2 separate regions of the Homo sapiens genome follow, and region 2 is linked to region 1. A link is an interaction called in ENCODE POLR2A ChIA-PET data of the cell type or tissue named here. Cell type or tissue: Caco-2. All regions are shown on one strand. Links, peaks and the distances in the headings refer to the core of each region. The heading gives the core; the rest is flanking DNA.

Evidence for each region. Peaks named below come from ENCODE experiments on the same cell type or tissue, not always from the same donor. Only the 100,000 strongest peaks of a DNase experiment are listed, where the experiment ranks them.
Region 2: POLR2A ChIA-PET joins it to region 1 with 10 read pairs; 5 of 35 experiments call an interaction of 5 or more read pairs at or near these places.

The regions. Positions count from the first base shown.
Region 1 is chr11:72,081,602-72,092,818 of GRCh38, reverse strand. It overlaps LRTOMT (leucine rich transmembrane and O-methyltransferase domain containing), which reads right to left. Exons shown (of 9, transcript NM_001145310.4): 2 at 4,439-4,522; 3 at 3,654-3,790. It overlaps LRRC51 (leucine rich repeat containing 51), which reads right to left. Exons shown (of 6, transcript NM_145309.6): 2 at 4,439-4,522; 3 at 3,654-3,790. The coding sequence starts at 3,735. Among named protein-coding and RNA genes, the nearest start is that of LRTOMT, 6.4 kb to the right of the region's middle. RefSeq lists enhancers at 1,461-1,620, 10,956-11,217. In Caco-2, for the core only: no CTCF peak of the experiment used is centred there; no DNase peak of the experiment used is centred there.
Region 2 is chr11:72,166,307-72,180,550 of GRCh38, reverse strand. The region is part of intron 2 of FOLR1-AS1 (FOLR1 antisense RNA 1); the gene reads left to right. It also overlaps the pseudogene FOLR3P1. Among named protein-coding and RNA genes, the nearest start is that of FOLR1, 19 kb to the left of the region's middle. In Caco-2, for the core only: no CTCF peak of the experiment used is centred there; DNase peaks (open chromatin) are centred at 5,730 and 6,050.

The DNA.
Region 1 (11,217 bases), core at 3,620-8,619:
CCTGAGCTGAATCTCCATGGATTAGGGGATGTTTATCAGGCAAAGAAGGGTAAACAGGCAGGGAACAGCATGAAGAAAGGTATAGAGGTACAGAACAGCCAGGGAGTCTGGGGCGGGTTTGTGTGCCTGCACAAGTGCTTGCACGCACTGCACAAGGGGGACAGAGAGGAAAAGGAGGCAGGAATCCAGTCAAAAGTCTCAAATGTCAGGCTAAGGATCTTGGGCTTTACCCTGTGTGTAATGGGAAGGCACTGGAGTGTTTAAAGCAAATGATTCAAATCTTTTATTTCAGAAAGATCACTCTTAAGTGTCAGTGTGGAATATGGATTTTAGGGAGTGAGTTGGACCAAATGACCAATTTGGCTGTTTGAGTCATCCAAGCAAGACATGAGAGGGCCCTACAATCAACATAATTTGGTTGACTGGATGTAAAGGTAGAAGAATATTAAAGGGTGGTTGCCAGTTGTATTAACTGGTAAGGAATTACAGAAGAAGAAATAGCATTGGGAATGTGATGAGTTCAGGCTTAGCTTTGGTGTATTTGAGGTTCCTGTACAAAAAGGTGGAGAAGTCAAGTAGGCAGTTGGAGATGAAGGTCGGAAGCTCAGGAGACACAGACTTGAGAATCATTAGCATAGAAGGCATACAAGTTAGGGAAAGAGATGAGATTCCTCAGGGAGAGTGAGGGTAGGGAGGAAGGTCAGGGAGGAAGAAGAATCCATTAGAGAAGTTAAATGATCAGGGAAAATCAGGAGAGGACAGTTTAAAGATGTTCAGGGAGTAAATAGTTTATAGTAGTAAGTTCCAGGGAGGTAAGGACTGAAAAGTAATTTTGGCAACTTAGAAGTCCCTGGTAACCTTGGTAAGGGCTGCTTCAGTGGAATGGCAAGGGCCTGGAGGCAGAAGCCAGATTGAAGTGAGTGAGTTCAAGAGTGAATGGAGGCTGGTTTCATGCCTGTAATCCCAGCACTTTGGGAGGCCAAGACAGGAGGATTGCTTGAGCCTAGGCGTTTGAGACCAGCCTGGGCAACATCATGAAACCCCGTCTCTACCAAAAAAAGAGTGAATGGATATAAGCAGTTAGCATAAACAACATCCTCAGAAAGTTTGGCTGAGGAGGAGAGAGAATAGGGAATAGGATTATGTTAGAACCCCGGTGTATGGAACACCCCAAAGCCTCACTCCCACTTTTTCAAAATGAGGTCCAGTTCCCATTGCTGCTAAGCCTTTGGTTCCCTAGTTCACCCCTGGGGAAGGAAGTATTTAGTATTTGCGGAAGCTAGCCAGCTTTCTTCACTCTCTTCTGCTCTCTACTGGAAGGACACCCTTTGCCCTTCCACCCCCACCTCTCCTCCTCCTCAGATGCAGGTCAGGCAACATCCACCAGATGGCTCTCTGCCTTAATCCTAGAGTGAGCAGGACCCACAATTGGGGCCTGGGGTTGCAGGAGGGTACTGGAACGGCGTACCCCAGCTCATGAATTCCTAATCCTGCTTCCCTCCCCATACCTCCTTAGAACCCTGAAACAGAATGACACAGATGAATCAAAATTAAGGTCAAAATAACCCCACATGAACTAGTGCCCCATGTGATAAGGTAGCAGCTTGGGGAATGCCACCAAGCATGGGGTGGAGGCCAAGCTCAGAGGGAATCACTGGTGGGACAGAGTTGCCTAAAACTTGATGCTGGCTGGAGCTGCTCTTACCAAGGATGGAGTGGTATATCCAGGCTGCCACAGGTTGCTGCTCCTCTCAGATTCCACCAATGCACTACACTGCCTAAGAATCTGTAAAGTTCCTTGTTCAGAGTAGGCCAAAGCAGGTCTGGAAGCTGGACCACAAATATCAATGCTTTGGGAACTGGGGAGCATTTAGCTCCAGGAAGATCTGGGAAACTATGTTCCTGTTTTCCTCTCTCTGAAAGGCTGCCATGTAGCTCTTGCCATGTGTCAGAATACAAGTTAGTTTGATTGAACTTCCCTGTGTCATCCCTCAACCACCAACTGGAAGGTGTTGGTAGGTGTATATGGTGGGGGACTTCCTTAACACTCTAGGTTTGTGAAAAGTTAGAGGAACTGGGTTGATGGTAGCACAGATTAGATGCCTTCCAAAGGCACTGCCGTTTCAGATTCTGTAATATTTATTCATTCACCAAATAGTGTGCCAGGTACCCCCAAACTCTATTGTATCCCTTAACCCCAGCTGTAAATAAGTGTTTCAGAAGCTCTGGGGAATCTGAAGGGACTCTGACCTTTTGGGCCTTTGATGTGCCTCACATACCTAGCAAGGAGCACAATACCTGGCATATACATATGACGCACACACACACACACATATATAAATGCTTTTAGTAAGTGCTCAGTAAATATTGAACGGTTGAATGAAGGATGGGCCATCTGTACCATTTACGTTTTGTGATGTAGAGTTACCCTTGGTACTGCTTGTCTCTCTCCCAATTCTGAGGACTCCATAGAGGGCAGAGCTACACCTCCTCCATCAGAGTTAGAAATTCCCATGATAGGTAGGAGGTATACTTCCTTCCCACCTCTGTCATTGCACCTGTCTTAGAGATAGTTACTATTGCAGCTAAAACCCCTTGTGAAACATGGATTACATCAGAAGTGATGCAGTGCACAATAAAGATCACAGCAGGTGGCTGTGTGCTCGTGAGAGAACAAACGTGAGTTACCACTGTGGCTGATGATAACCCAAGTAGACCCTAAACCCAATCTAAGACTGGTGCTATTTGCCAGCTTCCCGAGCTTAAAGGCAGTGGCTACCAGTTGCCTGAGAGAAGACTAAAGCCAAATAATAGTTCTGAGATAGTGGATGTTAACGTGTATTCTGTGAGGACAGATGGACTGATGCTTTAATGAAAGACCAGATAACAAAAGCCAGGGATGGCAGAACTTCCCTAGGAAGAACGGATGACTCATTGGGAATATGACATGGCTGACAGCCTCCCTATGTTCCCTCCTGAAGGGACTAGCTACCCATTTACAAAGACATTGAATGGCAAAATGGGAGCGAGTGTGGACAGTGTTGGAACCTGCAATAAGTGTAGGTGATGATGGAATAAACTTGGATTTGGCTGGAATGAGTGTAAGAAATTTGTCAGTAAGTATTTAAACTGGAAATATGCCAGTTTGTAGATAAGACCCCTCATGTTTGGCCAGTCAGATTAGGCTTGTGTCTGCAGACAGAGGAGAAAGGTTTTGCCTACTTGCTGGGACTCCACAGGAGCCTGTGTTTTCCTCCTCTCTTCAGGTAAAAACAGGAGAATAAAACTATTGGCTGATAGACTGGCTTCCCAGTTTTCTTCCACTTGACTTTCCTGCTGTAGCCTGGCTTCTTTTAAAGATGATCAACTACTGTGATAGCCCCCTGTTTCCTTTCAGATTTGCTGCTTAAAAAAAACAAACAGGGGCACATGTTCTTAGGATCTCCTGGGGCTGTATCGGGGCAAAATCAAAACAAACAAAAAGACAGAAAAAAACCTCTCACTCTCCCCTACCCTCCAAAAGACAGTAACAACACATCTGCAAGCATATGGGAAGAATCTCTTTAGGCTTTTAAGTAGATTATGGTTTCTTCCTAGGGACCACACTGGGCCTGCTGCCTTAGTGAGTGGAGTACTGTGCTCTGGGGGCTGACCTTGAATGACGTGGATGCTTCTGAAGGAGTAGTCAAGAGGGGGCTCCTGTACCGAAGTGTTCATATAGTCCCGTTTGTTCATAGTTCAGGCCATCATTCAAAGGTGCAAGCAGGTGCCCTGGGAGTCTGGGTTCAGCCTGGGAGGACAGAGAAAGACCAGTGTTTCAAGTACACCGGCTTTCAGGTTTCCCCATAGTCCTCCATCCCTGCTTTCTGTCCTCTACTACTCTAGGCCTGCCTGGCTGTATTTCCATTTTAAGATATGAAATCACTCTTCCTTGCATCCTTGCATGTATAGAGCACTTTCTACTTCTCAGAGCACCTTCACATCTCTTAGAACTCATTTGAGAATCGAACACCCATTTCTTTGTCTGGAAAATGCCAGATGAAGAAACTGAAACCCAAGGGGTAAAAGGACTTGCCCAGAGTTAAGCCAGTGAGTCAGTTGTAGACTGCAGTCATAATCTCCTGAATCCTACTCTGAGACCTTTTCTGTTACTCTACAGTAGTTACTGTGGAGACTGTCTTGATACCCACCCTCTGTTGACATCAACTGGGCTATTCTATTGCTTAACAAATCCTTGAGGGCCTGCACCGCATCTGGTTGGTGTCTCACCACCCCTCTCAGTCTGGCCCAGCTGGGGATTTGCCACCTTCTCCGCTTGGCTTCTCTGCCAGCCCCATTACCTTTCCATCCAAATACCCTACTTTCAGCCCTATCCTGAATGTAGCCATACACATATAAACATACACACACACAAAACCAGAGTCTACCTCTCACTCACCTGTCACTGATGGCTGAAACTCCACCATTAGGCATTCATTCCTGTGGGTTCAGGGATTGTTTCCGGTTAAAATGGAAATACTCCCTGACAGGGATGAACACAATGTTGTTATCAGTCACTTGCAATGTGGTGTGAATTGTCTTATCAGATCGTTTCCAATTTGTTAGCTAAAGTAAAGCTGAGGTTTTTCTGGAGACAAGGGAGAGCCATGAGAATACTACTCACCTGGGATGAAGAGAGCTGACAACACACTTTACCAAGGGGTTTGTATGTGAATCACACAAGCAAAAGACAAATTGACAAGGATAAGGACAAGAACTTGCCCCAGTCGACCTCCCCTTTCTCATTCCATCCACTGCTGCCACCTTTGTATTATTATTTGTATTACTTCACCTGCTTTCCAAAAGGATTTCAGGTTTACAATAATAACACAGTCATAAAACAGATGATTTGCAGAATAGTGCCATCCACTAGAAATATAATGTCACAAATGCAAGCCATATATATAATTTAAAATTTTCTAGTAGCCAAAATAAGTAAAATGAAGTGGTGAAATTAATTTTAATAACTTAATTTTACCCAATATATCAAAAAATCATTCAATATGTAATCAATATTAAAACTTACTGAGATATTTTACACTTACAGCACATCCCAATTTGGACTAGCCTACCTGTCAAATGTACGTGACTAGTGGCTACCATACTGGACAGTGCAGATTAGAAAGTTAAAAATGGAAGAGAAAGATCAGAAACTAGATTACAGGAAGAGAGAGATGTGCCAGGCACTTTAAGAATCTAAGCCTACATTTAGCTCTGAAATTCCTGGCAGCCAAAGCAAAAAGAGAAACCTTGGGATTGCAGTTCTCATCATTGGATTCAAAGGATAAATTAGTTTGCAGAGACAATGAAATTGGCAAACAACTTTAAAATGGAATTTATTACTCGGGAGGCTGAGGCAGTTGGATTGCTTGAGCCTAGAAGTTGGAGGTTGCAGTGAGCTATAATTGTGCCACTGCACTCCAGCCTGGGCGACAGAGCAAGACCCTGTAGACCCTGTCTCAGGAAAAAAAAAAAAAAAAAAAAAAAAAAAAGAATTTCTGTTAAAAACCAAGGACCTGATATCTTATAATTCAGTTTAAGCCTAATACAGTTCATGTAAATTCCTTTTTTGGCAATTTAACATATACATGGATCAAGTTTAGTAGGTTTAGAGGAAAATGAATGTCTTGTTCTGAAAAAATAGCAGTACCAGCTGAGCTTTGGGGAGGTGACAGATTGAGTCACTTCACAGCTTAATTCTGTTATGAACTGGTCCCATGGGCATGGATTGTCAATTAGGGAGACTTGAATCTTTTAGATATTAAATCTACAGGCAGACAACAAAGAACACATTATTCTTTTGTAAAAATAGAGGAACCTGGCTGTCTACTACAGAACTAGAGGAACCTAGCTTAGATAGAAGCTCATCCCACTTCAGCACCTACAGCAGATTTGATACCTTTGAGCAAGATTGGATACTTTTCTCAAAGTAAATACTGGGTTGGTACCCCAGAGTTATGCACCACTGAACATGGATTTTAACTTAAAATACTTAAGGGCAGATTTTTACTGTTAGTTTTCTTGACAGAGCAACCCAGTGCAGTTCCTAAAGACTTCTGATTTTGTGTAGCACCAGCTCCTGTTGCATTTTCTGAATGGATTAGTATTAAAAATGGAGCCCCAAGAAGCTGGTTAAATTTTTAGCCTTCTGCATTTAAGCTGTAGCCCAGGCTGTGAGCTAGTATCGCATCTTATTCATTATCCAACATAGAACCAGGTTTACAACAGGCACTCAAAATGTTTGTGGGATGAATGAATGAGAAACTGCCAATTCTGAGGATTTCTGTTTCAGAAGAGTTGATGCTAAGCTGTTCTTTCTAACAATTGGTTCCCAGGTTCAGCTGTTTCAGTCCACACCTTGTTCACAGTAAGATATTCAATTCAATTCAGCAAACATTTGTTGAGTGCTTGCTGCTCTGTGCCTGACCAGAAGAAATGAAGCCAAGATACAAATAATAGAACCCTGTCATGAGCACAGAAAGACCTGCTGAGTTTCTATTGATTGTGGTAAACCAGCCTGCATCCAGTTCCAAGTAACAGCTGCCCACTTAGTGAATACTCTCTCATGTTTCAACACTCAGTTCTAGTGTAGCCTCTTCTATAAAGCCTTTCTTTTCCAGATAAAATTGGTTAATGTGTCCTGTGTTAGGCTGATTGTTTTGATGATCCCTATTCATGGTCTCCCCTGTATCCATCTCTTTTTGCCTATAACATTGTAGTCCCATCTCACTCTGATGCTGGGACCAGACATGTGACTTGTTTTAGCCAATGAGATGTCGATAAACATGAAGCAAACAGAAGCTTTAAAGGAGGCCTGCCCTCTTGCTCTTTGCCAGTGCCATGAGAACATGGCTGATCAGCTGGAGGGTTATGAGATGTGTAGGTGAGAGACATGCAAAAGAGCCAGAGATACCAGCTGAAGCCATCCTAGACTAGCCCACAGTCAGCCTACCCCCAGTCAAGATCAGGAGAGTCACCCAACCCACAGATGACTGCCGACACATGAGTAAGCCCAGCCAAAGCAGAAGAACCCTCCAGCTGACTCTAAGACTTAGAAGCAATAATAAATGTTTATTATCTTAAGCCACTGTGTTTTGGGATGGTTTATTACACGGCAATAGCTAACTTCTGCATGCCCCCACTGTACTTCAAACAAAATTTTATTACAGCTTGTTTACTCATCTGTGAAATGGAGACAAACCCTACCTTGAGAACTATTGTACATCTGGCATCAGGTGCTCAATAAATGGAAGCAGTTGTATTCTCTGTTAATTTCATTATAACCAACTTTGTTTACTCCCTATAAGCTTGAGGACAGGGACAAGACTCAGACTTCTTTCTCCCTTCTCATCATTACCCTGCATTGAGCCTGGCCAAAAAAAAAAAAAAAATCCATATTCACTAAAGGTTTGATGGACAAATGAAAATGGATGGACAATGGAAAAATGAAAGAAGAAATGAAGGAATTAATGGAGTCTTCAAGGTGTCACATAGAGAGCTTGACTGCTGGGGAGAACTGACAAAGTGTTGATGCTGCCATGCTTACTCCTGTGGCTGTGTTTTTGGAGTCAGTCTTTCCCATCTGCTATTCTGGCTTATGACCAGGAGGTAATCAGATGCCAGCACCTTCATCTGTCCAGACTGACTAACTTGATGAATGACAGGGTTAGGGGCATACCTGCCTTGTTTCGGAACTGGAATTTCTCATTTCCAAATTGACAGTATCTTTAACTGTTTTGTTTTTTAACTGTAAAAGCTAATATGATAGATGAATAAAGTGAAATGACAAGAAGTACATCAAATAGAAACTCAAAGTTTGAATCTCCATTAACAGTTTGGGAATATAACCTAGAATGTATAGCTAATAAGGTTTTACACACACACACACACACACACACACACACACACACACACACACGGTTTTCTTTTTTTTTTTTTTTTTTGAGACAAGGTCTCGCTCTGTTGTGCAGGCTGGAGTGCAATGGTGCTACCTCAGCTCACTGCAACCTCTGCCTCCTGGGCTGAGGCAATCCCACCACCTTAGCTTCCTGAGTAGCTGGGACTACAGGCACACGTCACCACACCCTGCTAATTTTTGTATTTTTTGTAGAGACACAGTTTTGCCATGTTGCTTAGGCTGGTCTCAAACTCCTGGGCTCAAGCTATTCACTCACCTTGGCCTCCCAAAGTGCTGGGATTACAGGTGTAAGCCACTGTGCCCAGCCTAGATTATGTATATTTTTAAATAAACAATATTCCTTTGTAAACCTATTTTTTAATTTTCAAATTGTTGTAGACTATTACCCTTTTTAATAGTTGCAAAGTATTTTATACTATGTATCGTACTTTAATGTTATTCACTTAATTTATTTAACCAATCCCAAGTTGACAGAAAACTGTTTTCAGTTTTGGGAAATTACTAACATTTGGAATTTGATTTGTTGCTAGCCTATTCCTGCCCTCTCTCAGGCAAGTTGCAACATGATAACACAGGAAGCTTTGAGGAATAATCACATAAATCTGATAGGAGATTCAACAGCCTGGCCCGAGAGTTTCTGATGATGGACTGATGGTGGAAAAAAAATCAAAGGCTGCTATGAAAAATCTGCCACATATTTAGCCAGGCATGGCAGCTCACGCCTATAGTCCCAGCTACTTGGGAAGCTGAGGTAGGAGTATGGCTCAAGCCCAGGAGTTCGAGGCTGCAGTGAGCTATGACTGTGCCACTGCACTCCAGTCTGGGCAACAGAGCGAGACCCTGTCAAAAGAAAAAGAAGAAAAATCTGCCACATAATCTAATATATTCTGGGAGGTTATATTCCCAGGTGCCAAAAGGAGGACCAAGATTCAACCTGGCTCCTGTCCACCCCCCTCTACTACCATCTCATCCTCAACTCCAATTCTGCAGTCTAGCCAAATGCAACCACTCACCATAAGTTCCCTGCACCTGCCACTGGGCCTCTAAGTGGAACAGTGTCTCCTTCCAGCTCTGTCTGCTTGGAATATAGTTTTTCTCTCCTCCTTTTGCTTTGCTAATTCTTATTTCAGGGCTCAGATCAGGTTTCAACTTTTCTGAGAAGTCTACCTTTATCCTCAAATCTGTAATTGTAGTGCTATGATTGCCATGGTAGCACTCGTAACACTGTAATTATCTGCTTACTATCTGTATGTCCATAAACACCAGCAGGGCAGAAACCATATTTTTTCTTACAGTTGTATCTCATAGTGCCGGCAAGTAGTAGGTGCTTAACAAACACATTAAAAATTGCAACTAAATAATACTACAAAGGAGAGGGCCATGAGGTTGCTGTAATTGAGGGATCTGACCTGGTCTGAACAGTCTACAGGAAGACATTCCTGAAGAAGTGACTGAGAGAAATCTAAAGGATAAGTACAAATTAACTTATGGGGTAGGGGGTGGTGTGGAATGAGCATTCCAGGCAGATGTGACTGCTATATGCAAAGGTTCTATGGTGGAAGGGTACTTGGAAATTTTGAAGACCTTAAAGGTTATATAACTGAAGGGGAGAGAAGGATGAATATGTATGGTTAGACTGGAGGCTGGAGAGATGGGAGCAATAGGAAACCACATAGTATTAATATTAAATGGGGGCTGGCTGGGCGTGGCGGCTCACGCCTGTAATCTCAGCACTTTGGGAGGCCAAGGTGGGCAGATCACCTGAGGTCGGGAGTTCGAGACCAGCCTGACCAACATGGAGAAACCCCGTCTCTACTAAAAATATAAAATTAGCCGGGTGTGGTGGCGCATGCCTGTAATCCCAGTTACCTGGGAGGCTGAGACAGGAGAATTGCTTGAAACCGGGAGGTGGAGGTTGCTGTGAGCCGAGATTGCGCCATTGCACTCCAGCCTGGGCAGCAAGAGCGAAACTCTGTCTCAAAAAGAAAAAAAAAAAATTGGGGGTGGGGTAGAGAGTGAACAGTATCAGCTTTGCATTTTGAAGGATCACTCTGGTTGCAGTGCGCAAATATGGCTGGGAGGGAAGGCAGGAAGGATGTGATGGTAGCTAGGACCTATATAAAAGATATTCAGGAAGTAAAGCTGATAAGACTTAGTGATAGATGGGAAATGGAAGAGGTATTAAGTAAATGGAAGAGGTACTAACTTGGGTTTTGGGCTTGGGTATATTGTGGATAAAGGTAGGAGCACTGGAAGAGATCCAGGCTTGGAGGAAAAGGTTGGGATACACAGAGATTGTTTCAATTTCAGAAATGTAGAGTTTGGGTTGCCTTTGAGGTATCCTAAAGGAGATGTTGAGGCAATTGGCTATATAGATCTGGAGCTTAGAGATGAGGGCTGGGCTTGAGATACACACTTGTGTACATTTGCATACAGGTGGAAAATGAAGTTGTGGGTGTGGAGGGGTACCCAAGAAGAGAATATAGAGTGCAGTGGCAAGAGGGCGTAGGACCAAACCTGGGAGAACTTTAAGGTAGTAAGTGGACCAGTCAGGGCCAGCTAGTCACCAGCTAGAAACCAGCTAATCATGGTCACTTCAGACATGGGTGCTGTGTTAGCCCTTCTGTTTCCTGTTTAGTTAAAAATGTTCAAGTCTCATTGTCTTAGTCTCTCTAGTTCCTTTTCCCCATTAAAAGTTTCAGGGGAGGATCTGAAATTCATTCCAGCTGAAGTGTAAATAATACAAAGTAGGCCACACAGGTTCCTTTTCCCTGGGGCAGTTTAACTTGTTCCTTGGAACAAGTCCTTCCGCTATAGAGGCAGTAGGCTGAAGCTAAAGAGACTTAGCTGGAAGTCGGAGAACTGGAGTCTAGTTCTAGCTCTGTCACTAATTTGGTGTGTGGCCTTGGGCAAGTCCCTTTTCTCTGGGTTTCAGTTTTCCAATCTGTGAAATGAAGATAAATATCCTTGACTCACAGAGCTGTTAAGAGTATCAAAAGAGAGACTGTGAAAGCACTGGGTAGGTTACTAAATGTAATAGATCTGTCGTGAGTACTAAAAAAAATGAAGCTCTAACTGTAGAGCTTTGAGTAGCGGACCACGGAGAAGGTGTGGGGAGAAAAGGGAATCTGGGGACAGATTGAGAAGGGGTTTTACTCCTTGGAAGAAGAAGGAATGAGGCACTTCACGCCCCAGGAAGTTTCCTACATCTCTAGAATTAGGGTAGCGACTGCGATTTACTCAATCTAATGCTAACCGCA
Region 2 (14,244 bases), core at 3,451-8,450, 88 kb before region 1:
CAACAGGTCAGTCTGCAGAGGATTAATGAAAAACATTTCAGGCACGCAGAGGAGTTGCTGGAGCAAAGACCCCCAACATGAGAAGTGTGACTGGAGCTCATTTATGGGGTGGTGTGGGGAAGATTTGGCTTGAGGGCTCAAAGGAGGGGCATGGTCTTCTGTGCTAATTTGAAGAAGTTTAGTTTTTACAGTTGATACCACTGGAAAGCATTGAAAGATTGGTGAAAGAGCTGTAACATAATAAGACACATTTCGGTTTTGTTTTTACTTTTTTAAAAAAGGTCCATCAGACAGTGGAACATGTAGGTGGAAGTGTGCTGATGAATAGAGTATCTATAGTCCCCAGTCTCTCCCTACAACATATTTATTACTTACAAAGGGGAAAGTGTAGTGGAGAAACCTGGGAGACATGATCTCAACCAAAAGATCAAAGTTAACCTCACCAGGAATGGGCAAACCCCTCACCACGTGCCTCCTGTTACGATGCATGGAATAACTGTGTAGGGTATTCGTGCCCAAAATGTGTAACCTCAGTGAATCATGAGGAAACAAACCCAAATGGAGCAGTATTCTACCAAATAACTGGCCTGTGGCTTTCAGCAATGTCAAGATCATAAAAGAACCCCATTCCTTCCAATGCCCATCAGTATGTGACTGAATTCAGTGTGATGTACACATAGAATGGATTATTACCTAGTAATTTAACATCTCAATAGGTCAACATGGAAAGATCTCAGAACAATGGCAGATGAAAACTGGACTGAGCTGCCCTTTTCCCCACCTGTAAGATGAGCAGAAAACCAAAGTTTGATGGCATACTGTGTTGACAAGGTTGTGGAGAAACAGGCACTCTCTCTCTCTGTTTTTTTTTTTTTTTTTTTGAGACAAGGTCTCGCTCTGTCGCACAGGCTGGAGTGCAGTGGCACAATCACAGCTCATTGTAGCCTCAACCTCTCAGGGCTCAAGTGATTCTCTCACCTCAGCTTCCCTGGTAGTTGGGACTATAGGCACACACCACCATGCCCAGCTGATTTTTTTAGTTTTTTGTAGAGATGGGGTTTCACCATGTTGCCCAGGCTGATCTTGAGCTCCTGGGGTCGAGAGATTCTCCTGCCTCAGAATCTCAAAGTGCTGGATCACAGGTGTGAGCTCTCACACACCCAGCGGAGAAACAGGCACTCTCATGCTTTGCTGGTGGAGGAGCCACATTGATAAAATCTCTATAAAGTTGTAACTATCAAAATTATACATACTCTTGACCCAATAACCCTTTCTGGAATTCAGTATAACATTCCACTAGGTACAAGATTTTTTGTTTGTTTGTTTTGTGACGGAGTTTCACTCTTGTAGCCCAGGCCGGAGTGCAGTGGTATGATCCCAGCTCACTGCAACCTCTGCCTCCTGTGTTCAAGCGATTCTCCTGCCTCAGCCTCCTGAGTAGCTGGGATTACAGGCATGTGCCATCACACCTGGCTAATTTTTGTATATTTTAGTAGAGATGGGGTTTCACCATGTTGGCTAGGCTGGTCTGACATTCCTGACCTCAGGTGATCCACCCACCTTGGCCTCCCAAAGTGCTGGGATTGCAGTCGTGAGCCACTGAGCTCAAGGTGCTCAGTGTTACAATCTTGTAACAGCTGGTACAAGACTGTTAATTGCAGCATTACTTGTCATTTATTAAAAAGTAGGTCAGGCCAGGCTCGGTGGCTCATGCCTGTAATCCCAGCACTTTTGGAGGCCAAGGTGGGTGGATCACCTGAGGTCAGGAGTTCGAGACCAGCCTGGCCAACATGGTGAAACCCCATCTCTACTAAAAATACAAAATTTAGCCAGGCGTGGTGGTGTGTGCCTGTAATCCCAGCTACCCAGGAGGCTGAGGCAGGAGAATCGCTGGAACATGGGAGGCAGAGGCTGCAGTGAGCCGAGATCACACCACTGCACTCCAGCCTGGGTGACAGAGCAAGACTCCGTCTCAAAAAAAAAAAAAAAAAAAAAAAAAGTAGGTCAGGCACAATGACCTACTGCAATAATCCCAGCACATTGGGAGGCCAAGGAATGAAGATCGCTGGGGCCCAGGAGTTCAAGACTAGCCTGGGCAACATAGCAAGACCCCAGTCTCAAACAAATAAAAACAAGGCAGGTGTTTATCATTGAGACCCTCCTCTCCAAACAGTATCTCCTCCCAGCCCACATCTAGTGAGGGAAGAGGAAATAAACTGTCTTCCCCACCTGAAGCCCAATAACTCATCTCCTGTTTCTGCCCATCTTCCTTCCACCTGCGCTTTTGTCCGTGTATAGTGTGGGGGTAATGAGCTTTGTGTGAGCGGGAGGGTCTCAGGAGAACCAGGCTGAGGGATAGATAGATACCTAGATTCTGGCTCAACCTCCACAGCCTACTTCCCAGTGAATGTCAAGCCAGTTCCAGCCTGATTCGGGGACTATCAATAGGAAAGATGAAGCAATGTGTCACTCCAACCCACTTGTCCCCAGATTACAAGACACAAGACACATGTGGATTTGTCTATTAGGATAGGTTGTCGGAAGAACCCCAGGGGACCCTTCTTGGATCAGGAACCAATGTCCACGGCCCCAGTCCCATGGGACGGGGCCCCAGCATTCATGGCCGCAGCATAGAACTTGGCCACCTCCTCACTGGGGTTGCCCTGGGCTGAGTCAAACCACATCTAGATGCAGCGGCCACTCCCTCAGCTGTAGTTGTAGTTGCTGACCTTGAAGGAATGGCTCCAGAGGCCTTCACAAAGGGCAGCTGGAGTGGGGAAGTAGGGCTCAAAGGTGTGGCAGAGGGCCCAGGCCGGACACTCATTAATCCCTGAGGGAGGAGAATGTAAGACCCTTAGCTTCTGGGCCAGACCACACCCCTCCCAACCCCAAAGCCCCACTCCCACTCCTCACCTCATCTCCTCCGTCCCTCACCTGAGGTCCAATTCCAGCCTTTGTGCCAGTTGCTTTTGCAGGTGTAGGAGGTGCGACAGTCCTCCCACCAGCGCTCACAGTCCTCTTTGCACAGGGGCACGTTCAGAATGCGCTCTTTGCGCCAGCTCTGGTTGACCTGAGTGGGGAGGAGACGGAACACTCCTGTCAGCCACGTATCTCAGCCGCTTTACCCTTGAAGGAGACCAGAGCTGTGGGAGGGGGCAGGGCGTCCACCACCCTCAGACCCAAATTCCTGGACCAAGCCCTCTCTGCAAGTGGCTGGCAGGTTGTGCCCTCTGCTGAGATTAATGTTTTGTGTTGTTTTTGTTGTTGTTGTTTTATTTTTGAGACAAAGTCTCGCACTGTTGCTCAGGCTGGAGTGCAGTGGCACAATCTCGGTTCACTACAACCTCCACCTCCCAGGTTCAAGCGATTCTCCTGCCTCAGCCTCCTGAGTAGCTGGGATTACAGGCTCCCACCGCCATGCCCGGCTAATTTTTGTATTCTAGTAGAGACAGGGTTTCATCATGTTGGCCAGGCTGGTCTCGAACTCCTGACCTCAGGTAATCCACCTGCCTTGGCCTCCCAAAGTGCTGGGATTACAGGCATAAGCCAATGCACCCAGCTATGAGGTTCATGTTTGTGGGAATGGCACTCATACCTGCCAGATCCAGGGCCCGAGGTTGGGTGAGCACTCATAGAGACCGGTGTCCTGGATAAAGTGGCGCTTGCAGGCAGGCTCCATCTTACCACAGTGATCCCAGTTAAAGTTGTACAGGCGGGAGGTGTCCTTGTGCAGCTCCTGGCTGGTGTTGGTCATGCAGCAGGCATTCTTCTTCTAGGGACTGCACTGGGTGGGGAAGACACAGGACTAAGTCCCTCACCACCGCAGCCATCTCCCCCATATTCTGGCTCCTCTGCCCCAGGTAGGTCATCCAGAGGAACACTTCCTAGGGAGGGCCCTTGAGGAGTCCCCACCTGGGAACACAGGCAATTACAATATTGGTGCATTTTTCCCTTATTTATTTATTTATTTGAGACAGGTCTCTCTCTGTTGCACATGCTGGAGTGCTGTGGTGCAATTATAGCTCACTGTAGCCTCTACATCCTGTGCTCAAGCAATCCTCCCACCTCAGCCTTCTGAGTAGCTGGGATTCAGGCCCATGCCACCACACCTGGCTATTTTTAAAATCTTTTTGTAGAGACAAATGGGATCTAATTAAACTAAAGAGCGTCTGCACAGCAAAAGAAACTACCATCAGAGTGAACAGGCAACCTACAGAATGGGAGAAAATTTTTGCAATCTACCCATCTGACAAAGGGCTAATATCCAGAATCTACAAAGAACTTAAACAAATTTACAAGAAAAAAATCAAACAACCCCATCAAAAAGTGGGCAAAGGAAATGAACAGACACTTCTCAAAAGAAGACATTTATGCAGCCAACAGACACATGAAAAAATGCTCATCATCACTGGCCGTCAGAGAAATACAAATCAAAACCTCAATGAGATACCATCTCACACCAGTCAGAATGGCAATCATTAAAAAGTCAGCAAAAAACAGGTGCTGGAGAGGATGTGGAGAAATAGGAACACTTTTACACTGTTGGTGGGACTATAAACTAGTTCAACCATTGTGGAAGACAGTGGGGCGATTCCTCAAGGATCCAGAACTAGAAACACCATTTGACCCAGCCATCTCATTACTGGGTATATACTCAAAGGATTATAAATCATGCTGCTATAAAGGCATATGCACATGTATGTTTATTGCGGCGCTATTCACAATAGCAAAGACTTGGAACCAACCCAAATGTCCATCAGTGATAGACTGGATGAAGAAAATGTGGCACATATACACTATGGAATATATGCAGCCATAAAAAAGGATGAGTTCATGTCCTTTGTAGGGACATGGATGAAGCTGGAAACCATCATTCTGAGCAAACTATCGCAAGGACAGAAAACCAAACACCACATGTTCTCACTCATAGGTGGGAATTGAACAATGAGGACACTTGGACACAGAGTGGGGAACATCACACACCGGGACCTGTCGTGGGGTTGGGGGAGGGGGGGATAACATTAGGAGAAATACCTAATGTAAATGACGAGTTAATGGGTGCAGCACACCAATATGGCACATGTATACATATGTAACAAACCTGCACGTTGTGCAAATGTACCCTAGAACTTAAAGTATTAAAAAAAAAAAGATGGGGTCTCACTATGGTTCCCAGGCTAGTCTCAAACTCCTGGGCTCAAGCAATCCTCTCATCTCAGCTTCCCAAAGTGCTAAGATTACAGATGTGAGCCATCACGCCTGGCCAATATTGGCTTTTAACGGAGCATAATAGAGGGGAGCCACTGTCTGGGACAGTAATTATTGTTTGTACAGCTCTTAATGGTTGAAAAAGTTATTTCATGTTATTCAGCTTATTTATATTATTCATTTTGCATCCAGCCAATATTAACTGAGTGCTTATTAGACATCAGGCACTGTGATAGGTCCTAGGAACACCCCAGTGAACAAAGCAAGTAACATCTCTAGCCTCATGGAGGGTATAGTTTTAATGGGTGGATGGGCTGTGTGTACAGGGAAGATAAAGAACACTCAGGCATAGAAAACCATAGGTGCAAAGTCCCTGAGGCTTTTGCACTTTATCCTCTTAACAACCCAGTATGAATCCTTAAACCCATTTTTACAGCGTTTCAGTAAGCTACACCTGTGGTATATAGTAGGGTTAAGATTTAACTCAGGACAGGAAGGAGAGGAACCTGGCCCAGGTTGTGGGGGAGGGTGGAGGTCAAGGGGCTGGTGTGGCTTTTCCAGGGTCTGGAAGTCCAGGCAAGGAGACTCCAAATAGATCCTGAGAGTGGTGGGGGAACAGAGGAGCTGTAGCCTGAACGTGGGCCTGAACCCGGGCTTGACTAAATGTGGAAAAGGCAATCCTAGAAAGGTAAATACAATGCAGGCAAGACAAGCAGAAATGGTGGAGGTTTTTCTTTGGAAATCACTCTAGGCCAGGATGCAGAAAACCTGAGAAATCATGAGTCAATTGCATAACATTTCTGGGCTGAACCCTTGCACCTAGGGTCAAGTGATGGCAGAGGCGTGACAGGTCTGAGCAACCAGGAGAAACAATAGGGAAATCCATGGGAGTGGAGCCAGACCTACCCACTGGGCCACCACGCCCAGTGCCGGCCGACACAGAACATGCTTCCCCGCCAGCACAACTTCACACTTGCTTTTCCTTGGCTGTCCCAACTCTTGGTCTTCCTGCAAGACCCCTTGCACATCATGGGTCTTGGGGTTTGGCAGACATGGGTTTTGCCAGTCAGGGTCAGGGGTTTCTGCCTCTGAAAGAGTTACTGAATATAATGAAAAGTACTCCCTGGCTATAGAAGTGGCCCAACAAATATCATCACTCTCATATAGCTCATGGCCCTGAGAATGATAATCATCTGTATCTCTCAAAGTCTACATCTGCACCATTTCTTGGCAAAGAGTAGGTGCTTTAGAAGGTTCTGAAAAGCAAATGAAGTGGTGGGCACAAAGTTTCCATTTCAGTTTTGGAGAATGAAAGAGGTCAGGAGATGGATGGTGGTGATGGTTGCACAACCACATGAGCATACTTTTTTTTTTTTTTTGACAGAGTTTTGCTCTTGTTGCCCAGGCTGGAGTGCAATGGCGCGATCTCGGCTCACTGCAACCTCTGCCTCCCAGGTTCAAGCAATTCTCCCGTCTCAGCCTCCCGAGTAGCTGGGATTACAGGCATGGGCCACCATGCCCGGCTAATTTTTTTTTTTTTTGTATTTTTAGTAGAGACAGGGTTTCTCCATGTTGGTCAGGCTGGTCTCAAACTCCTGACCTCAGGTGATCCGCCCACCTCGGCCTCCCAAAGTGCTGGGATTACAGGCGTGAGCCACTGCACCCGGCATACATGAGCATACTTAATGCCACTGACCTGTACAGTTAAAAATGGCTAAAATGGAGAACTTATTTTATTTATTTATTTTAAATTTTACCCTGATTTTAAAATAAGCAAATGGAATGTTGGGAATGACTCAGATGTCACAGGGCTTCCAGGCTGTCCTCTCTTTGCTTTAGCCCTCGGAGCCTGTCCATGCCACAGTCTCTCCCTGGGCACATCCTCACCCTCTGGGAATGTGAACCCTTCTAGGGAGCAGGCCAGGAGACCAGAGAAATGAAATACAGGCACTCTCCTGAGCTTGGAATTCAAATTGGAGCTCATACTCCCCGAGCTGCCTCAGTGGCCTTACCTGTGGCATGAGGGCCCTGGCCTCCCCTCCCCTTCCTTGTGGGCAGTGGCACCGCTGGCTCTGGCCACACTGGACCCGCCATTGCTCGTGCCATCACCCTCTGACCTGTGTGCATGCTGTCCTCTACCAGGCTGCCCTTTCCCGCTTTTTCCTCCTAGAAAACTCTTACTCATCTTCCCAGGTCAAGGCCAATGGTCTCTTGCCTGGGAAGTCTCCCCAGCATATTGGATTGGTCGTTGTCTCTTCAGTACCTAATGGGGGTGGAAACCTGGACTGTTTGTACATGTAGGCTGCACCATGACCATGATGGGCCCAGCTCCTCTTCTACTGTGCCATTGAGCTCTGTGGGCTGGCACACAATTAAGGCTGGGAAAGGTATGGACAGTCCCTCTCCTCATTTCCCACTTGCACCTGCGCCCTCTCTGGGCCTATTTCCTCATTTGCGTAAGTAGAGACTACCACGCACCCACCCTGCCCTTTGGGCATATTCACTAACATGGCATGAGTGAAAGCACAAGGCTCATAGGCTCATAGTGGGTGTTAGGTATGTGGTTCCTTTATTATTGTAGATTTGGTGTCCTCCCAGGGGAGGCCCTCCAGGATCACAGCAGTCATCCTCTGCCTTCATCACCTTCCACAGCTGACTTCACCCTGCTAACTTTTCTCTGTCAAAGGCAGCTCTCTCCCCTGCCCCAGACCCGACTTTATCCTCACCTGGCCATACAGCTCGTCCTCGGGGCTGGGCTGTGTCTTGTGGTACTTGGCGTTCATGCAGACATTGAGCAGGTCTGTCCTGGCCCGCGCACTCCTGGGCTGGGCACTCCCCGCAGCAGTCACCAAAGCCAGAAGGAGCAGCTGCATCATCTGCCAGGCCATGTCCATCTATTCCTGCCAGAGAGCCACAGTCAGAGGTAGACAAGGCCTGAGGGAGGGGCAACAGCCATGTGATTGTGTACTGTCTCCCTCCCAGGCCCAGATCTCTGCTGTCCCCACCCTGCATCCCCTACAGGGCAGCTGAGCCAAGAAATGCGCTGCGTGTAGAGGTGAGAGGGAGCCCTTCCCCGGCTGGCCTGGAGGCAGGACTCTCCTCCTACTTCCCACCCAACAGTGCTCTAGGTCCAGGTTCTGACACCAGCTTGCTCTGAGATCATGGAGGGAGCCACCGCCCTTGTGGACTTCCCCTCTTGGATTTCTCCAGTGTTTTATGCAATTCCTCTCAAATTTGCACAAGGAGGAACCACAGGTGGTGGCCTGCTGATGCAGGAGTGAGACTCTAGACAGCCTCAGGCTTCTGCTTCCTCAGCCTGTCCTCCTACCCCACGGCAACTGAGGTTTAGATGCCCAGGGAAGCTGAGATGGGGACAGCAAGGGCCATGGAGCTGTCAGCTATTGTTCATGGTCCTGGAGCAGATGCTGCGGGAGGCAAGGAGGTGGGGGCAATCGCACCTCACCCTTCACCCCTCCTGGGTCTTGGGAAATTACCTAGGCAGAGGCAGGCTCAGAGGTTGGGGGAGGCCAACAGGTCAGCGGCAAATGGAGGAGGGGGCTGAGCGAGAACAGTGAGCGCTATCTCGCCTCCCATGTCTCATCCCCACTTTTCCCTCTGTCCTGTTGCAGGGCCTTACCTCCATCCTCAGCCCACCTGGGAGGGTGGAGTCTCTCCCACCTCCCCACCTACTTTATAACCCCATCCTGCCTGCTTGGTTAGACCCTCTGTTCGGGAAGGTGCACAAGGCTTTGTCTAGGAGACAGCTCAATTGTCTTTCAATAAGGACCCAGTTAAATTATGGTACATCTACCCAGTGGAATTTAATGTGGTAACAAAGAAAGAGGAAGCTCCTGATGTACAAATACGGAAAAATCTCCATGTGCATTGTGAAGTGGGAGAAGGAAGGTGCAGAAGAATGCTATGTAAAAAAAAATTCTGTGTAAAAAAGGAGGAGTTAGAATATCTGTGCTTGCAGGAGAAAATGCTGAAAGGTATGAAAAGAAACCAATAAGGTGATCACCTGGGGGAAGAGGACAGCATCAGGGATGCGACCTTTCACTGTAAACCTTTCTACGTTGTTTTGATTTTTGGACCAGGTGAAGTTATACCTTATTTAAATATGTATTGGTATGTGTGTATGTATACATAAATATACAAAATAGGAAGTGAAAATACAAAGACACAGAATGATTTATCTGACTTGATAATAGATATGTAAATGTCAATAACACTAGAATGCACACAACAATGGTACATTTAAGTTAAGGATACTATACATGTGTTTGCCAAAGTATGAACATGAGGCCACTGAGTGTTCTGGTCTCTGGGTATACATCTGGTCAAATTCTATGCATTTACACTACACATATCCCATTTATGGGCACAAATGGTAGCATACTGTTTTATACTTTGCTTTTTCTGGGTAGTTTCAGTATACATTTATGCTTTTGACAAAAACCAAAAACCTCATGAACCCAAGCTATCCACACTTGCTCTCTTGAGTATTGCCGTATGTATTAGTCCATTTTCAGGAATGATAAAGACATACCCGAGATAGAGCAATTTACAAAAGAAAGAGGTTCATTGGACTTACAGTTCCACATGGCTGGGGAGACCTCACAATAATGGCAGAAGGCAAGGAGGAGCAAGTCACATCTTATGTGGATGACAGCAGGCAAAGAGAGAGCTTGTGCAGAGAAACTCCTGTTTTAAAAACCATCAGATCTCGTGAGACCCATTCACTCTCACAAGAACATGGGAAAGACCCACCCCCATGATTCAATCATCTCCCACCAGGTCCCTCCCACAACATGAGTGAATTATGGGAGCTACAAGATGAGATTTGGGTGGGGACACAGCCAAGCCATATCATTCCATCCCTGTCCCCTCCCAAATCTCATATCTTCACATTTCAAAACCAATCATGCCTTCCCAACAGTCCCCCAAAGTCTCAACTCATTTCAGAATTAACTCAAAAGTCCACAGTCCAAAGTCTCAGCAAAGAAAAAGCAAGACACTTCTGCCTATCAGCCTGTAAAATCAAAAGCAAGTTAGTTACTTCCTGGATACAATGGGAGTACAGGTATTGGGTAAATACAGCCACTCCAAAATGGGAGAAATTAGCCAAAACAGAGGGGCTACAGGCCCCTGCAAGTCCAAAATCCAGCAGGGCAGTCAAATCTTAAAGCTCCAAAATGATCTCCTTTGACTCCATCTCTCATATCAGGTCACACTAATGTAAGAGGTGGGTTCCCATGGTCTCTGGCAGCTCCGCCCCTGTGGCTTTTCAGTGTACAGCCTCCCTCCCGGCTGCTTTCACAGGCTGGCATTGAGTGTCTGCAGCTTTTCCAGGCAAACAGTGCAAGCTGTCAGTGGATCTACCATTCTTGGGGCTAGAGGACAATGGCCCTCTTCTCACAGCTGCCCTAGGCAGTGCCCCAGTAAGGACTCTGTGTGGGAGCTCCAACCCCACATTTCCCTTCCGCCCTGCCCTAGCAGAGGTTCTCCATGAGCACCCCACCCCTGCAGCAAACTTCTGCCTGGGCATCCAGGCATTTCCATACATCTTCTGAAATCTAGGTGGAGGTTCCCAAACCCCAATTCTTGACTTCTGTGCACTTGCAAGCTCAATACCACGTGGAAGCTGCCAAGGACTGGGGCTTTCACCCTCTGCAGCCATGGCCTAAGCTCTATGTTGGCCCCTTTCAGCCATGGCTGGAGCAGCTGGGACACAAGGCACCAAGTCCCTAGGCTACATACAGCACGGGGACCCTGGACCTGGCCCACGGAACCATTTCTCCTAGGCCTCTGGGCCTGTGATGGGAGGGGCTGCCAAGAAGACCTCTGACATGCCCTGGAGACATTTTCCCCATTGTATTGGGGGTTAATGTTCCTCTTGTTACTTATGCACATTTCTGCAGCTGGCTTGAATTTCTCCTCAGAAAATTGGCTTTTCTTTTCTATCGCATTGTCAGGCTGCAAATTTTCTGAACCTTTATTCTCTGCTTCCCTTATAAAACTGAATTCCTTTAACCACACCCAAGTCACCTCTTGAATGCTTTGCAGCTTAGAAATTTCTTCCGCAGCCAGGTGTGGTGGCTCATGCCTGTAATTCCAACACTTCAGGAGGCTGAGTTGGATCATTTGAGGTCAGGAGTTTGAGACCAGCCTGGCCAATGTGGTGAATCCCTGTCTCTTCTAAAATACAAAAATTAGCCAGGCATGGAGGCACATGCCTGTTATCTCAGCTGCTTGGGAGGCCGAGACATGAGAAACGCTTGAACTCAGGAGGCGAAGGTTGCAGTGAGCCAAGGTCACGCTACTGTCCTCTGGCCTGGGTGACAGAGTGAGACTCTATCTCAAAATAATAATAATAATAATAATAATAATAATAATAATAAACAAATTTCTTCCACCAGATAGCCTAAACCATCTCTCTCGAGTTCAAAGTTCTGCAAATCTCTAGGGCAGGGACAAAATGCTGCCAGTCTCTTTGCTAAAACATACAAGAGTTACCTTTGCTCCAGTTCCCAACAAGTTCCTCATCTTCATCTGAGACCACCTCAGCCTGGACCTTATTGTCCATATCACTATCAGGCTTTTGGTCAAGGCCCTTCAACAAGTCTCTAGGAAGCTCCAGACTTTCCCACATTTTCCTGTCTTCATCTGAGCGCTCCAAACTGTTCCAACCTCTGCCTGTTCCCCAGTTCCAAAGTCGCTTCCACATTTTTGGGTATCTTTTCAGCAATGCCCCACTCCCAGTACAAATTTACTGTATTCATCTGTTTTCACGCTGCTGATAAAGACATATGCAAGACTGGGCAATTTACGAAAGAGGTTTATTGGATTTACAGTTCCACATGGCTGGGGAGACCTTACAATCATGGTGGAAGGCAAGGAGAAGCAAGTCACATCTTATGTGGATGGCACCAGGCAAAGAGAGAGCTTGTGCAGAGAAACTCCCGTTTTTAAAACCATCAGATCTTGTGAGACCCATTCATTATCATGAGAACAGCACGGGAAAGACCCACCTCCACGATTCAATCATCTCCCACCAGGTCCCTTTCACAACACATGGGAGTTATGGGAGCTACAAGATGAGACTTGGGTGGGGACACAGAGCTAAATCATATCACTGTACATCTAATAACATAACTTTAAAGTTATTTCTTTATGCCTTGTATGTATAAACTTAAAGCTCATTAGCCAATATAAAAAACATTAGGGGGCCGTCCTTGGTGGCTCATGCCTATAATCCCAGTGCTTTGGGAGGCCAAGGCTGATGGATTGCTTGAGCCCAGGAGATCAAGACCAGCCTGGGAAACATAGGGAGACCTCATCTTCACACAAAAATACAAAAATTAGTTGGGTATGGTGGTCTAAGCCTATAGTCCCAGCCATTTGGGAGGATGAGCTGGGAGGATTGCTTGAGCCCAGGAGGTCAGGGCTGCAGTGAGCTGTGATGGCATCCCTGCACTCCAGCCTGGGTGACAGAGTGAGATCCTGTCTCGGAAAAAAAAAAAAAAAAGAAAGAAAGAAAAAAGTTAGGAAAGAGAACTTCATGTTTTCAAGTTAAAAGTGCCTGATCCGGCTGGGTGCAGTGGCTCACACCTTTAATCCCAGCACTTTGGAAGGCCAAGTCAGGGGTATCACCTGAGGTCAGGAGTTCAAAACCAACCTGGTCAACATGGTAAAACCCCATCTCTACTAAAAAAAAAAAAATACAAAAATTAGCCGGGCATGGTGGCACATACCTGTAATCCCAGCTACTCAGGATGTTGGGGCAGGAGAATCGCTTGAATCCAGGAGGTGGAGGTTGCAGTGAGCCAAGATCTCACCACTGCATTCCAGCTTGGGCAACAGAGCAAGATCCTGTCTCAAAAAAAAATAAAGTTGGTTTGTAATAAGCTATAGGACTCTGACAGGTGCTCTCAAATACAGGTTTCTGATAACTTTGGAGACTGTGATATTGGAATAAAGGAAAATGTACAGGACTCATGAAGAGCTAAAATGTTCACGAATATCAAGCATAACAAGAACTGAATGGACTGAACTCAGAAAGCTGAAGCAACCTTTTTGACTTTTGCTTGGAATATTGCTGATCCTTGTTTTGTTTCTCAGAGTCAAGGAAAATTATTTTGAACTCTTTAAGGCCTTTAATACTAGAGTAAGCTACACTCCTGTGAACAAAATTTGAAGCATATTTTTCTCTCTCTCTGCCTGGCTTCTCCAGAATTTGGAAATTATCCGTGAGTATTCTTTTTTTTTTTTTTTTGAGGCAGACTCTTGCTCTGTCGCCAAGCTGGAGTGCAGTGGCATGATCTCGGCTCACTGCAACCTCCGCCTCCCAGGTTCAAGTGATTCTCCTGCCTCAGTTTCCCAAATAGCTGGGACTACAGGCACTTGCCACCACACCCAGCTAATTTTTTGTATTTTAAGTAGAGACAGGGTTTCACCATGTTGGCCAGGCTGGTCTCGAACTCCTGACCTCCGGTGATCCGCCCACCTCGGCCTCCCAAGGTGCTAGGATTACAGGTGTGAGCCACCACGCCTGGCCAAGAATGTCACTTTCTAACAGGTCTAGGAGCTCCAAATTTGTCATGGGACCTTAACACGAGAAGATCATCCAACTTACAGGTATTTGAGGATACAAATCCATGGCTGGGCTCAGTTTTAAAACGTTTTGTCTGAAATTCCTTGAAGAACAGAGTTCCATCAAAGCCAATCTAAAAGACTTATGTAGAAATAGTTATTCTTGCTGCACTTTATGCAAATAATCAGGCCAAGTATATGACTAAAGTCTATTTTGCAAACAACTCAATCCTACCATAATTTGCTTTTTTAACAAAAATGAGGACTGGAGAGAGAGAAATTATGTTTCAAAACACCATACATTTGTCAATAAATTCTAAAGTCATTAGTGTTTAAGTTTTTGCCTACATTTTTAGGCTAACACTCCTTGTTCCTGTGAACCAACCAGCAATCTCCAGCTGCAGCTCAGAAAGAAGGAGAGGATGGGTAATGTAAAAATCTGGA